Regions from separate parts of the Mus musculus genome. Here region 1 is linked to region 2. A link is a loop called in an ENCODE intact Hi-C map of the cell type or tissue named here. Cell type or tissue: left cerebral cortex. All regions are shown on one strand. Links, peaks and the distances in the headings refer to the core of each region. The heading gives the core; the rest is flanking DNA.

Evidence for each region. Peaks named below come from ENCODE experiments on the same cell type or tissue, not always from the same donor. Only the 100,000 strongest peaks of a DNase experiment are listed, where the experiment ranks them.
Region 1: it touches region 2 in a loop (34-fold over the local background); 3 of 42 quality-filtered maps call a loop at or near these places.

What each region holds. Positions count from the first base shown.
Region 1 is chr19:13,255,127-13,263,711 of GRCm38, reverse strand. No RefSeq gene overlaps it. Among named protein-coding and RNA genes, the nearest start is that of Olfr1463, 25 kb to the right of the region's middle. In left cerebral cortex, for the core only: no CTCF peak of the experiment used is centred there; no DNase peak of the experiment used is centred there.
Region 2 is chr19:13,312,831-13,321,415 of GRCm38, reverse strand. Olfr1465 (olfactory receptor 1465) reads left to right here and starts at 7,133. Exons shown (of 1, transcript NM_001011841.1): 1 at 7,133-8,056. The coding sequence starts at 7,133. The coding sequence ends at 8,056. In left cerebral cortex, for the core only: no CTCF peak of the experiment used is centred there; no DNase peak of the experiment used is centred there.

The DNA.
Region 1 (8,585 bases), core at 1,657-6,656, 57 kb after region 2:
GTACCTTCAATAAAAACAAACATAAGTTGACTACTTGTTCAAGTTCAGTGCCATCATTGCCCTAGCAAACTTTACAATGTTTATGAATGTTTTGGTGGCTGGGTTCTTTACCTTTTTCAGTGGTAGTCTGTAGAATAACTTCTCTCAATAATAAGACTAAGACGTGGGAATGAAGACTCCACATAAACATCTGCTAAACTACTCCAGTTTCATTGAGTTATGTGGGTGTTGTTCTCAGCAATGGAGCTCTATTGTCAAATTTCAGAGAGCAACACACTATCTTGGCAACAGCTGGAGATTTTCCCCCTCGGGCATCACAGAGGGATTCATTTGACCAGCTTAGCCAACATGTCAATTGAGTTCAACCTAGTTTTGCTACTAGAACTCTTGCTTAGTGCCAAGTTAAGATTCCATACCCCATTATTAGGAAGACTCATTAAAATCACCATCATAAGTTTTAGGATATTTCCATGGCACTCATTCCCATATGTCTCAAATGCCCCTCAATTATAGCTTTCTATCTTTGCATTGTTTCCCTCCACCCTATCTCTCCTTCTTTCTGGACTTGATTCTCACGTTTCTATTCCCACTCAATCCCATACCACCCTCAAATTCTATTTCTTTTCCCCCTGCCATGGAGATACATATGTCCCCCATCACCAGAAACTTTTTATACAACTAACCCTTTGGGTCTATGGCTTACAGCTTATCTATCAGTTTCTTACCAACAAATAGCCACAGAGAAGCAAATGTATAGAATATTTGTCATTATAAATATGGATTACTTGACTCAGAATGATATTATTTCTAGTTCATACATTTGCCTGAAAATTTTGTCTTGTCATTTTTTAAACAGTTGAGTAATAACGTATTTTGTAAATGTACTGCATTTTCTTTATCCATTCTTCTCTTTAAGAATTTGTATGTTTTCCAGTGTTTGTCTATTATGAATAAAGCATCATTTAATATGATTAAGAAAGTGTCCTTATTTTAGGATCGAGCATCCTTTGGGTATATGCCCAAGGTTGTTATATCTAGATCATGATGTAAAGCAATCCTAACATTCTGAGGATTTGTTTTCACTGTAGCTGTACAAATTAACACTACAACCAGGAATGGATGGGCTATCCTCCTTAATCCATATTATCAATGGCATGAGCTGTCATTTGTGGTATGTATGTTAGTCATTCTGACATGTGTAAGATAGAATATCTAAATAGTTTTGATATACAATTTCCTGATGGTTAAGGATAATGAACTTTTTTTTTAATAAAAGTGTTTCTCACCCATTGGGGTCTGTCTTTTGAGACTTCTCTACTTAGATATGTGTCCCATTTTAAACTAGATTATTATTTGTTCTTTGATATCTAGTGTTTTGAGTTCTTCATATATTTGAGAGAGCATTCCTCTATTGAATGTGAATTTAGGAAAAATCAGTTGCTACTCTGTATGCTGCCACTTTGTTCAAATAATGGATCCACAGGTCCCATTTACTAGTTGTTCATCTTAGTGCTTGGATATCAGTGTCGTATTTATGAATATTCTCCTGTGCCAATGCATCAAGAATATTCTCCACTTTCTTTTCTATTTTGTTCAGTGTATCTTCTTTTGTGCTGAGGTCTTTGTATGGATATATTTTCATTCTTCCATATGCATACATCACGTTTAACTAGCCCTGCTTGCTGAAAATACTACCATTTTCCATTGTGTTTTTCTGCACTCTTTATAGAAAACCAGATGTTCATAGATATGAAAATTAAAGTTTTGGTGTTCAATGTGATTCCACAGATCATGTGTCAGTATTTATGCCAATATCATGCAGTTTTTATCGATATACTTCACTAGTACAACATACAAACAGGAAGAGTGAAAGAGCTTCATTAGTTCTTTTACTATTCATAAATGTTTTAGCTATACTGGTAATTTTCCATATGAAGATAATAAATTTCCTTCCAAGAAACACGAGGAACTGTATTGGTGTTTTGATGATTATTGCATTAAATCTGTAAATCACTTTTGGTATGATGGCTTTTTTAGAAGTTAATCCTACTAACTTATGAGCATGGAAGGTCTTCATGATACAGTCTGTAATTTCTACCTCCAAAGATTGAAGTTTTATCATAGAATTATTTGACTTGCTTTGTAAATATTGAGCAAGGATATTTTATAATATTTGAGGCTATTGTGGAAGGTACTATCTTTCTTATTTATTTCTTAATCCATTTGATGTTTCTATATGGGAAGACTATTGATTTTTGTGAGTTAATTTTGTGTTTATCAGCTGTAAGTATTCTGTTAGGGTGGCATAAATATACCATCAAATCTTCAAGCAAAGACATGTTGACTTCTTCCTTTCCAAATTTTATCCTTTTTAACCCCTTCAATTTTTTTTAGCTAATACTTCAAGTACTAAACTGATATATATATCAAGTACTGAACATATATATATATATATATATATACACACATATATATATACACATATCTATATATATATACATATATATATATATATATACATATCTATATATATTATTAATCTTGTCTTTAACCAGTTTTTAGTGTAATCAATTTGCATTTCTCTTCATATGCATTGATATAGGCTATTGGCCTTCTATAAACTGTCTTTATTATATTGAAATATATCATTTTATTCCTAATATCTCCAGGAATTTTATCAAGAATTAGTATTGGATTTTCTCAAAGGCCCATTGAGCATATAATTACATTATTGTGTGCATTTTATCCATTTGTTTATATGATGTATTTACTAATTTTTTTATATTGAATCCACCAGGCATGATGATACTGGGTCATCATTTTACTGTGCTCCTTGAATTTGTCCACTAGTATTAAATATAGTGTGTTTGAATATATATTCATAAGGTAAATTGATTCTAAATCTCTTTTTCATTGAGTCTTTATATATTTTTGTTATCAGAGAAACTGTGGCCTCGTAAAATTAACTGGACACTATTTCTTCTGTTTATAATTTGTGAAATAAAGAAAAGAATATTGTTGCTAGCTTTTCTTTATATTTTGATATATTTGTGGGCTAAAATTATCTGACCCTTGGTTTTTGCAGTTGTGCAACCTACAATATTTGCTTCTGCTTCTCTAGGTGCTATAGGTTTGTTTAAATTGTCTGTTTGTTGTCTTATTTTAGTAGTTAAATAAGAAATTTTCCTAATTTTATTAAATATAAATTATTTTCTCATATAATACACTCCATATACATATTCCCATCTCTCCACTACTCCCAGTACCTTCCTACATTCTCTACCATCTGGATCCACTCTCCTCCTGGCTCTCATTTGAAGAGAAGAGGTTTCTAATAGATAATGATTAAACACAGAAAAGTAAAACAAAATGGAAACAAACAGAAGTAATCTTATCTAAGTTGGGAAAAAGATAAGTAAACAGGAAAATAAAAGATTCTCAAAAGCAGGAACAAGAATAAAACATCCAATCTTCACATATTAAGAATTTCCATAAAGGTATTAAAACTGAAAACTATATTATATATGCAGAGGGCATAGTATAGTCTCTGTGATTGCTGCTTCAGTCTCTGTGATTTCATAAAAGCTTGTTTTGCAGCCGGGCGGTGGTGGCACACACCTTTTAATCACAGCACTTGGGAGGCAGAGGCAGGCAGATTTCTGAGTTTGAGGCCAGCCTGGTCTACAGAGTAAGTTCCAGGACAGCCAGGACTATACAGAGAAACCCTGTCTCAAAAAAAAAAAAAAAAAAAAAAAAAAAAAAAAAAAAAAAGCAAAGCAAAGCACAGAAAAGAAAAAACGAAAAATAGCTTCTTTTGCACAGTGTGTTTAGAGGGCATCATTTTGGTGTTGTAGTTCATCTCTCTCCAACTCCTTCTGCATATCTATCCAAGAAGTTCCCTGAGCTCTGAGTGAAGGAACTAAATAGACACATCTCATTCACAGTCATGGGTTCCAAAGTCTATTTTTGTGTGTAATATATGTCTATGGGCCTGTGTACTGTCCCCAAATGCTAAAGAATAAAGCTTTTCCAGTGATAACTAAATAAAGCATGCACATGCTTGTGTGTGTGTGTGTGTGTGTGTGTGTGTGTGTGTGTGTGTGTGTGTGATTAATAGAGGATATCATTAAGAGTTTTGTTATTATAATAGTTTTAATTATTTAGAGGAGTAGTATATGCTTTACCTAAGGTCCCTGGGAAATCTGTTCTCTGGTTTTTGGATAAAATCAGTGACAAGTATGGTTTCCATCTCTTGGAACATAAGAAAATTCAGCTATAAGTTTTGTATATTTATGAGTTGTCTGTTCGTGTATGACTGATATGTTTTATATAATATCTGAAAGTATATATATGGATATAATGTATATTGAGCATATCCATCTACAAATACCTACGCAACTTTCCAAATCTATCCAGTGCCTCTCATCTTGTCTCTCAACTTCATCAACTACTTATTCCACAATTATCAATAACCCTTTGAGTTCAATTAAAACTTCCCATAGTCAAATGACTGCCTGCCGTTTTAAATGCTTCCTCCCTAGAAAGGAGAATAGGAGCTAGAGGTATTACTGTGAGAGAAATCTCCAGAGGTGTCCAACTCTTCCTAGATTTTTCTTGTTCCTCATGCATAAGCTACTTAAATAGTAATACACTTTGAGTCATGTTCCAGAAGAGTATATCCATGCAAGTGAATGGCATTTGATGTTATCACTTTCAAGAACACAATTTGACTAAAGATCTTCTGTTAATCTTCTGCCATGTTTAAGAAAAATTACTTGAAGGTAAATGCCATATTGGCATACTTTAATTGTATGATGTCATGTAGACATTTAGTTTTTTTCTTAAGGCACAGGGGATAAAATTTGTGAGATATTTAATCTTCTCATTTTTCTTTTTGTAGGTAAGGCAAATGTGAAACCCATCCATGAAAGATGAAGAGTTGATAGAGGTTCAAAAGTCAAAGCTTATTATCTCTATTTCATCTGTTTTCCATGTTTTGGGGATCATGAAATTGTTAGTGTACACTCCAAGGAAGAACTGTGTAACCAGCATTCTGAGGTTTACTTGATTATGTCACATTCACACTATTGGTTTTACTCTCTTCTTCCAAAGAATTGGTGGCTCTTCATGTATGTTAAATAGACATTGGCAGCTAGAAAAGGAGTGGGATAGATGTGCCTATTGTGATATATGTTAAAGGAAAAAAGGATCATGGAAATGCTTTCCTAAAACAAAGACTGGGGAAAGTTGATGATACAAAGGTAAAATATCCATGAATATTTATGGATATTATATAGGCCTTCTGGAGCTGCTTCCAAACTCGCTGTCTCGCCCACTTGAGCACCTTGAGCCTAAAGAATGAAGGTTGGGGAAGCAGCATGTCAGCACTATGTACAGAGGCTACTTTTACAATTGGAGGGGGCCCCCTGTAGAGTGATTTATAGGGGCTCACTCTAAACTGTCCAGAGGTGTTTCTAATTCTGAAGAGCACAATATTATAATATTATATATATTAAGAGCACATATAAATTATAACATTAAGCTCTGATAATGTGTCATACAAGCATTGGTCATCCATTGGTCAGGGGGCTGTTGGATAATGCTTTCAAGAGTGTGGGGTGCCACTACAGTTATTTGCTGTCCTAGAGTGAGCTTATCAGCATCCTTGACAAGTAGAGCTATGGCAGCAATGGCTTTCAGGCAAGAAAACCATCTGCTGGCAACAGGTCTAACTTCTTGGATAGATAAACCACTGGCCTTTTTCAAGGTCCCAAAGTCTGAGTAAGGACTCCTCTGTCGATCCCTGCTCTCTCTTCCACATAAAGAGTGAAAGGATTGGCTAGGTCAGGCAAAGGCTGGCCATCAGTAGGACCTTTTTAATTTCTTCAAAGGCTTTCTGGTGATCTGGGGTCCACACAAACACCTCTCCTTCCTTGGCTGGAGGGTACAACAGGGCAGCTAAGGTCACAAACCCAGAGCCTGCAGAAGCCAGAGGTATCCCAAAATTCTCTTACTTGCCTTAGTGTAGTTGGGGTGGGGATCTGAGATACAGTCTTTTTTTCCTGGCTTACTTTAGCCACTGCTTCCCATCTTGAAGGATGTATCCCAAATAAGTAACTTCAGTCTGACACAGCTGAGCCTTTTTAGCTGAGGCTTGGTAGTCCAAATCACTTAACTTTTTTAGCCACATTGGTCTTCTGTTGCCCAGGTCACTGTCTAGGTCCTGTTTTTCCTTTCTTTCCTACCACTGCGGCTAAGATTCTAGTCAAATTTTTCTCTTGTCTACGATCCCTCCTATCTTCTCTTTCTTCTACTTCCCACTGCTCTCTTTCTCTTGTAATATGCCTTCTCTGCCTCTTTCACTAGATCACATAAATGTCTCCCTCTTGTAATACACCTTCCAATCTCTGAAGAAACTTTAAAGAGGAAAAAAAACAAACAATCAAAAAAACCCTTAAACAATTACAGGAAAAACACAACCAAGCCAGAAAAGAATTGAACAATACCATTCACACTATGTCACATTTATATTATATACAATATTATATATATATATATATATATTATATATATATATAATATATATATATATTATATATATATATATAATATTATATGTATTATAATTTATATATGTCACATTCACACTATTTGTTTTACTCTCTTCTTCCAAAGAATTGGTGGCTCTTCATGTATGTTAAATAAACATTATATTATATCATATATATATATATATATATATTATATATATATATTATTATATATGTTATATGTGACATTATCAGAGCTTAATATCTGTCTCTGTACCAATACCATGCAGTTGTTATCCCTATTGCAGTGTAATACAGCTTGAGGTCAGGGATGGTGATTCCCTCAGAAGTACTTTTATTGTTTAGATAGATTTTGCTCTACTGGATTTTTTTTTTTGTTATTCCAAATGGATTTGAGAATTATCTTTCTTACTCTATGAAGTATTGAGTTAGAATTTTGATGTGGATTTCACTTTTAGCAAAATGTCTTTTTTTGCTATATTAATCCTGCCAGTCCATGAACATAAGATATTTTTTCCAGTTTCTGAGATCATCTTCGATTTCTTTCTTCAGAGATGTGAAGTTCTTGCCATACTAATATTTCACTTGTTTGATATGAGTCACACCCAGGTGTATTCTATTATTTGTGACTATTGTAAAGGGTGTTTTTTCCCTAATTTTTTTTTCTCAGCCTGTCTTTTTTCTTCTAGATGGTTTTGTCTTCACTGTAAAACTTCAGGTCCACATAGGTGTGTAGGTTTAATTCTGGGGCTTCAGTTCTATTCCATTGATCTACCAGTCTATCTCTGAACGAATATCATGTGTTGTTCTTTTTTTATCAATATTGTTGTATAGTACACCTTAAGGATGGGACAGTGATTACCAGAAGAAAAATCTCTAAACAGAGTCAACTATAACAACTAACTCCAGAGATTACCAGATGGTGAAAGGCAAACGTAGGAATCTTATTAACAGGAATCAAGACCACTCACCATCATCAGAACCCAGCACTCCCACTTCACCAAGTCCAGGGCACCCCCAACACACCCGAAAAGCTAGACCCGGATTTAAAAGCATATCTCATGATGATGGTAGAAGACATCAAGAAGGACTTTATTAACTCACTTAAAGAAATACAGGAGAACACTGCTAAAGAGTTACAAGTCCTTTAAGAAAAACAGGAAAACACAATCAAAGAGGTAGAAGTCCTTACAGAAAAACAAGCAAAAAACATCCAAACAGGTGATGGAAATGAACAAAACCATACTAGACCTAAAAAGGGAAGTAGACACAATAAAGAAAACTCAAACTGAGGCAACTCTGGAGATAGAAACCCTAGGAAAGAAATCTGGAAACATAGATGCGAGCATCAGAAACAGAATACAAGAGATGGAAGAAAGAATCTCAGGTGCAGAAGATTCCATAGAGAACATCAGCACAACAATCAAAGAAAATGGAAAATGCAAAAAGATCCTAACTCAAAACATCCAGGAAATCCAGGACACAATGAGAAGACCAAACCTACGGATAATAGGAGTGGATGAAAATGAAGATTTTCAACTCAAAGGACCAGCAAATATCTTCAACAAAATGATAGAAGAAAACTTCCCAAATCTAAAGAAAGAGATGCCCATGATCATACAAGAAGCCTACAAAACTCCAAATAGACTGGACCAGAAAAGAAATTCCTCCCAACACATAATTATCAGAACAACAAATGCACTAAATAAAGATAGAATACAAAAAGCAGTAAGGGAAAAAGGTCAAGTAACTTATAAACGCAAGCCTATCAGAATTACACCAGATTTTTCACCAGAGACTACGAAAGCCAGAAGAGCCTGGACAGATGTTATACAGACACTAAGAGAACACAAATTCCAGCCCAGGCTACTATACCCAGCCAAACTCTCAATTACCATAGATGGAGAAACCAAAGTATTCACGACAAAACCAAAGTCACACATTACCTTTCCATGAATGCAGCCCTTCAAAGGATAATAACAGAAAAAAAAAAAAAAAAAAAAAACAATACAAGGACAGGAACCTCGCCCTAGA
Region 2 (8,585 bases), core at 2,046-7,045:
CCCTTAAAATCTATTTCGTTCCCCCCTGCCAGGGAGATATATATGTCCCCCATCACCGGAAACTTTTTATACAACTAACCCTTTGGGTCTAAGGTTTATAGCTTGTCTATCATTTTCTTCCCAACTACTAACTGCACAAATTTATTTGTCATGATGGTAGTGACTCATCATTTTGCTGTGTTCCTTGAATTTGTTTGCTACTATTAAATAGAGTGTGTTTCAATATATATTCCTAAGGGAAATAGATTCTAAATCTCCTTTTCGTTGAGTCTTTATATATTTTTGGTATCAGGGAATCTGTGGCCTCATAAAATTAATTGAACACTATTTCTTCTGTTAATATTTAATAGATAATAGCTTATCTATCAGTTTCTTACCAAGTAATATCCATACGGAAGCAAATGCTTAGCATATTTATCATTACAGATATGGGTTACTTTACTCAGAATGATGTTTTTTCTAGTTCATCCATTTGCCTGAAAATTTTGTCATGTCATTTTTTAAACAGTTGACTCATACCCTATGGGGTAAATGTAGCACATTTTCTTTATCCATTCTTCTTTCTATGAATTTCAATGTTGTTTCCCATGTTTGGCTATTATGAATAAAGCATCATTGAATATGGTTGATAAAGTGTTCTTATTTTAGGACGGAACCTCCTTTGAGTATATGCCCAAGGCTGTTATATTTAGGTCATGATGTAGAGCAATTTCATCATTTTGCAGACTTGTTTTCACTGTAGCTGTACAAACTTACACTACAACCAGGAATGGATGGGCTATTCTTATTCCATATTATCAATGGCATGAGCTGTCATTTGTGGTATGTATGTTAGTTATTCTGACATGTGCAAGATAGAATATCAAAATAGTTTTGGCATACAGTTCTTTGATGGTTAAGGATATTGAACTTCATTTAAAAAAAAAGTGTCTCTCACCCATTAGGGTCTTTCTATTGAGAATTCTCTACTTAGATCTGTATCCCATTTTTAATTCGATTATTTGTATTTTGAGCTCTTCATATATTTGAGATAGTACTCCTCTACTGTATGTCAATTTAGGAAAAAATCTCTTGCTATTCTGTGTACTGCTACTTTGTTCTAATGATCAGTTCACAAGCTCCCATTTACTAATTGTTCATCTTTGTGCTTGGATTATCAGTGATATATTTATGAATATTCTCCTGTGCCAATGAATCAAGAATATTCTCCACTTTCTTTTCTATTTTTGTTCAGTGTATCTTCTTTTGTGCTGTCTTTGTATGGATATATTTTCATTCTTCAATATGCATATATCAAGTTTAACTAGCCCTGCTTGCTGAAAATGCTATGATTTTTCAACTGTGTTTTCTGCACTCTATAGAAAATCAGATGCCATTATATATGAAAATTAAAGTTTGGGTCTTCAATTTGATTCCATTGATCATGTGTCAGTATTTATGCCAATATCATGCAGTTTTATCATTATACTTCATTATTACAGTATACAAACATGAAAAGTGAAATGTTTATAAGTTATTTCATTACTCATGAATGTTCTAGCTATCCTGGAATATTCCAATATGAAGATAATAGTTTTCCTTACAAGAAATATAAGGAATTGTTTTTGGAGTATTGGTGATTTTTGCATTGTATCTGGAAATTGCTTTTGGTATTATGGGTCTTTTTAGAAGTTAATCCTACCAATTTATGAGCATGGAAGGTCTTCATGATACCTTCTGTAATCTCTACTTTTAAAGATGGAAGTTTTTTATCATAGAAGGATTTGACGGGCTTTGTAAACATTAAGGAAGGATATATTTTATAGTATTTGAGGCTATTGTAAAAGGTATTGAGTTCCTTATTTATTTCTCAACCCATTTGATGTTTCTATATGGGAAGGCTATTGATTTTTTAAAGTTAATTTGTGTTTATCAGCTGTAGGTATTCTGTTAGTGTCACATAAATATACTATCAATTTTGCAAGCAAAGAAATGTTGACTTCTTTCTTTCCAAATTTTATCCCTTTTATCTGCTTCAATTTTTTTAATCTTAACAGAGAATTTAAGTATGATACTGAATATCTCTCTCTCTCTCTCTCTCTCTCTCTATATATATATATATATATATATATATATATATATATATACATGTGTGTGTACCCAAAAAGTTAATAACCTTGTCTTTTTTCCAAGCTTCTACTGGAATCAATTTGAATTTCTCTTCATATGCATTAATGTAGGTTATTAGCCTGTTCTAAACTGTCTTTATTCTGTTGAAACATGTCATTTTATTCCTAATATTTCCTGGAATTGTATCAAGAAAAAGGGTTGGATTTTCACAAAGGCCCTTTGAGCATATAATGACATTATTGTGTGTTTTTTATTGATTTGTTTATATAGTGTATTTACTAATTTTTTTATATTGATCCAACCAGACATCTCTGGAATAAAGCCTACTTGATGATACTGTCTCATTATTTTATTTCTTAAATTTGTTTGCTAGTATTAAATAGAGTGTGTTTGAATATATGTTCATAAGGGAAATTCATTCTAAATTTATTTTTCATTGATTCTTTATATATTTTGGGTATCAGGAAAACTGTGGTCTAATAAAATTAATTGGACACTATTTCTTCTGTTTATATTTGGTGAAATAATGGAAAGAGTATTTTTGTTAGCTTTTCTTCATATTTTTGATAGATTTCTGGGCTAAAATCATCTGAATCTAGGTTTTTGTACTTGTGGAACCTATAATGTTTGCTTCTGCTTCTCTAGGTGTTATAGGTTTGTTTAAATTGCCTGTTTGTTGTTTATTTTAGTAGCTAAATAAGAAATTTTCTTTTCCTAATTTTATTAAATATAAGTTATTTTCTCATATACTATACATATCCCCATCCTTCCACTATTCCCAGTACCTTCCTACCTTCTCTTCCATCTGGATCCACTCTGCTCCTGGCTCTCATTAAAAAAAAAAGAAGAGATTTCTAATAGATAATGACAAAACACAGCAAAGTAAAACATAACAGAGACAACCAGAAGTAATCGTATATAAGTTGGAAAAAGACAAGCTAACAGAAAAACAAAAGATTCCCAAAAGCAGGAACAAGAACAAGAACATCCACTCTTCACATATTAAGAATTTCCATAGAGGTATTAAAACTAAAAACTATATTATATATGCAGAGGGCATAGTATAATCTCTGTGATTGCTGCTTCAATCTCAGTGATTTCATAAAAGCTTGTTTGACTCAGGGGGTTTAGAGGGCATCATTTGGTGTTGTAGTTCATCTCTGTCACTCCAACTCCTTCTGCATATCTATCCAAGGAGTTCCCTGAGCTCTGAGTGAAGGAACTAAATAGACACATATCATTCAGAGACATGGATCCCAAAGTCTATTTTTGTGTGTAATATATGTCTATGGGCCTATGTATTGTCCCCAACTGCTGCAGTACAAAACTTCTCCAGTGGTAGCTAAATAAAGCATGAGTGTGTGTGTGTGTGTGTGTGTGTGTGTGTGTGTGTGCGTGTGTGTGTGTATGTATGTGTGTGTGTATGATTAATTGAGAATATTATTAAGAGTTTTGTTATTATAATGGTTTTAATTATTTAGAAGAGTAGTATATGCTTTACCTAAGGTCGTTGGGATATCTATTCTCTGATTTTTGGATAGAATCAGTGTCAAGTACGGGTTCCATCTCTTGGAACTTAAGATAATTCAGCCATAAATTGTGTATATTTATGCGTTGTTTGTGTATGGATATGATATGTTTTATATAATATCTGAAATTATATATATATGGATATAATGTATATTGAGTATATCTATCAATACCTCACCTCAAAGTTTCAACTCCTCCCAGTGCCTCTCATCTTGTCTCCCAACTTCATGAACTCCTTACTCCACAATCATTAATAACCCTGTGAGTTCAATTAAAACTTCCCATAGGCAAATGATTGCCTGCAGTTTTAATTGCTTCCTCCCTAGAAAGGAGAATAGGAGCTAGAAGAATTATTGTGAGAGAAATCTCCAGAGGTGAATAACTCTTCCTAGATTTTCTGGTTCCTCATGCATAAGCTACTTAAATAGTATTATGCTTTGAGTCCTTTTTCAGAAGAGTATATCTATGCATTTGAATGGCATTTGCTGCTATCACTTTCATGAACACAATTGGACTAAAGATCTTCTGTTAATCTTCATGAATATTTAAGAAAAATCATTTGAAGGTAAATGCTATATTGACATATTTATTTGTATGATGTCATGTAGACATTGTTTTTTAAGGCACAAGGGATAATATTTATGAGATATTCAATCTTCTCATTTTTCTGTTTGTAGGTAAGGCAAATGTGTAACCCATCCTTGAGAAAGGAAGAATTTAGGTTCAAAAGTCAAAGCTTATTTTCTCTATTTCTTCTGATTTTCATGTTTTAGAGAACATGAAAGTGTTAGTGCACTCCCTGAGGAAGAACTGTGTAACCAGCACTCTAAGGTTTACTTGATTATGTCATGTCCACACAATTGGTTTTACTCTCTTCTTCCAAAGAATTGGTGGCTCTTCATGTATATTAAATAAACATTCTCAGTGAGAAAGGGAGTGGGGTAGAAGTGCCTATTGTGATATATGTTAAGGGAAAAGGGGATCATGGAAATCTTTTCTAAAACAAAGACTGGAGGAAGTTTATGATACAAAGGCAAAAAGTTCTATTTTAGGAAGTTTACCTATTCTCTTAACACAGTAGTTAACAAAACAAAAAACAAACAAAACAAAAACTAAAACCAAGATATTCTGAATCACTGTGAATACTTTTCTAATCTTATTATTGGTTATGAAGAAGCATAGAGAAAACAAGAAGAGTAAAATTCACGATCATATATCCATTTTAACATTTTTGCTATAATTATAGAGAGATGATCATTACATAGTTTGAAAATGATGAGTTTAATATTGGTATAAGGATTAAAATGCTCTGAATATTTTTCATGATAAAAAATAACTTTATACTATGTTGTAACATTTTAATTTCCAAGTTTCATCAATGATAACATAACAAGTATTACTAAAAATAACAGAAAATTATTCATCATGTGTAAATTCCTTGTTAATTGTGGATAATATTTTCTGAAAATAGTCTCTATAATAATAGTTTGTAACCTAAAATTTCTAGGATATCAAGAGACTTGGGGTAGGTAATAATCATTTTTAAAGTAAATATTATATCAAAAGCTTCAATGCAAACAAAAACATGATTTATGTTGCAGCCATTCTGAAAGAATTCACAGGAAGATAGCTTCAACCTAGGATTTAATGACTAGACTAAGTGATGGATTTTGTATTCAAGAAAACAAAACCAATGCAAGGAGTGAATATTATTGCTGTTTGAGAGCCATAAAATGCCAAATATTTTCACATGGGTAAGAGATCTGTATACAGATCCTATAAATGTCCAATTTTATTTGGTCTTATTAGTGATTTTGCTATGGTGTGACAGAATGAAGGAAAGAATAATTTAATGGAAATGGGCTCTAGTGAAATAAATATATGGGTTTGATGTAAGAAGATGAGGAAGACTGGATCACAGGGAATTGAAGGATGACAATCACTGTGTTCAGAAAAATAGGGACATGCTGGACAGCATAATCACTCAGTGACATAATTGAGGAAGGTAAGGGAAAATAAGGAATAAAGAATGAGGATTGCCTGTAGCTGAAGGACCTGTACCTAGCCACCACTAAATTATATCAGAACCTAAAACAGATGACTCTTCAATTAAAATATAACATGAATGGTAACACTTACTGCATTTCTTACAATAACATTGTATTGTCTTTTTTAGGATCTTGTAATCTACTAGCAATAATACCTCAAAATGGACTTCTTCCCTGTTCTATGTTTCTGATGTCATGGAAGATAGCTCCAGATCAGTGAATCCTAAATAGTGAGTAGACCAAAACACAGTATGTGCTATAGATTATGATTATCTGTCTGCAACTTTCATAACTACATCTGGCTGATGATATTGACATTACCAAGTTATTCCACTACATCGACTACAGCATATGCTATACCTGTTACCACGGTATACAATATTTCCTGTTCGTTTCTTACTTACATTAATAAAATACTTTAGAGGTAAACTCAGAAGGAAGTTTAAAGACAAGTTAGAATTTTAGAGAAACACAAAAACAGAGTCAAACTATCATTCTAGCCGCTCTTGATAGGACATGGAGAAAAGAGAGAAAGTCATACTTTTTGAGTTATATCCAAAAAAAATCTGCTACATTAAGCACAAATGTTTTTTAGGCTGAAAGAAAAGGTGGAGGGATTCAGGAAAAAAAAAAGGTAAATTCCAGAGTTTCTGATAATGTCTGCTTTGAGAAGTATCCAAAATATAGATACAAATAAAGGGGAAATGTGGTTATTTCCAAGCCATAGTACTTATTTTAGAGGGCATCCTCTTCTAGGATCTTGTTTTCAAGAAAAAAAAATTAAACAAGTAGCATATGCTTAGAAACAGAAATAAATCGCTGGAATTAAAGTAATGTTGAATTTATGTAATTATAATTTATCTTATCTCCAATTGAATTGAAGTTCTGCTTAGACTCTCATATTTGAGAATCTAATATGAGATTAAATAAAATCAAAAACCGAAGGCAATGACTTGATTTTATACTTAAAATATGAATAAATTTCTCAAACTCTTCATCTCCATACTTAAATGAAAACAATTATCAAATTCTGATATAATTAATAGTATACATGGAATGACACATAATGTTCCTGTCTAGAAAAGCCTTTGGAAATTGGCAGGAGAAAATGTGAGCTTTTGTTGAGCTCAGAAGTGAATTGGGAAACCATCAAACATCACTTTTGTCAAGTTGTTAAATATTCTCACTATATATATAATAAATGTTAAAATAATATATGTACTCTATTAATAATCTTTAAATTATAGCAGATGTACCCTCTGTATATTTACAACATCAAATTTGATTTGGCAAAAGAACTATTGTAGACAATTGCAAAGTACAGATTTTTGCTCAACCAAGTCATATGTTTGCACATATTTTTTCTAATTTCATTCACCTTCTGTATCATCATGTTTCTTTTTTCCAATGTCTATGAACAATTAAAACTTTTAAATGTAACAGTGATGGAGAACAATACAGAAGTGACACACTTTCTCCTGCTTGGACTCACAGATGACCCAGAACTACAGCTTCCCCTCTTCATGATACTTCTAATCATCTACACCATCACCCTGGTAGGAAATCTGGGGAAAATTCTGCTGATTTTCCTGGACTCGTGTCTCCACACTCCCATGTACTTTTTTCTAGGTAATCTGTCCCTGGTGGATTTTTGTTACTCCTCTGATGTCACACCCAAAGTCATGAGTGGGCTCCTAAAAGGAGACAAGGTCATATCCTATAATGGGTGTGCTGCTCAGATGTTCTTTTTTGTAGCCTTTGCTACAGTGGAAAATTTCCTGTTGGCCTCAATGGCATATGATCGCTATGCAGCAGTGTGTAAGCCCTTGCACTATGCCACCACTATGACTTCAGGTGTGTGTGTGTGTCTTTCTATAGGTTCCTATGCCTGTGGTTTCCTGATTGCCTCCATTCACATTGGGGACACCTTCAATCTTTCTTTCTGTAGGTCTAATGTGGTCCATCACTTCTTTTGTGATATCCCAGCAGTCATGATTCTCTCTTGCTCTGATAGACATGTTAGTGAGCTGGTTCTTTTTTATGTAGGGAGCTTCAGTATTTTTTTTTCTGTGTTAGTTATTTGTATATCCTACATATTCATTTTTATCACAATCTTTAAAATGCACTCAGATGCTGGATATGGAAAGGCTGTATCCACTTGTGCCGCACACTTCACTGCAGTGTCTATTTTCTATGGGACTGGCATATTCATGTATTTGCAGCCCAGCTCCAGTCACTCCATGGACACTGACAAAATCACATCTGTGTTCTACACCATGATCATCCCTATGCTGAATCCTCTGGTCTACAGCATGAGGAACAAAGAAGTCAAGCGTGCATTCACAAACGTTTTCCACAAAGCAAAATAGCCTTAATGAATTATTTTTAATGTTGTAGAGTTAATAATACTCATTTTTTTCTGCCACATGCAATTAAATTCTAGAAGGGATTCTCGTATTCCTGCATGTCAAAAGCATAAAAGCATAGAAAAAGGATTATACTGAATTCAGGAGCTTATTAGAGTTTGTTTTTTCCTTTTAAAAATACTTCTGTGAAAATTATGTATATATTGTTTTAGTGGATAATTTGTTAAGTGTTTTCATACAGTAAGAAAATGTAGAAAAGGATCTTCAAAACTGAGCATGTGTCTATATATTTGATATTAATGGACAGGTCCAAAGAAGTTTTAATTGTTATGCTGACACATTCTGACCATTTTCATCTTGTTTAAATAATGTTTTTATTATTGCATTTATTGTTCAGTGGTAAATTGTAGAGCTTGTTTTTCCTAATATAGGATATGAGTACTCAATTATTCCCTTTGTTATAAGACATTGTAGCACAGCTCATAAAAGAATGCTGGGATTTTACAAGATTTTTTTATGAGTGATTAGATCA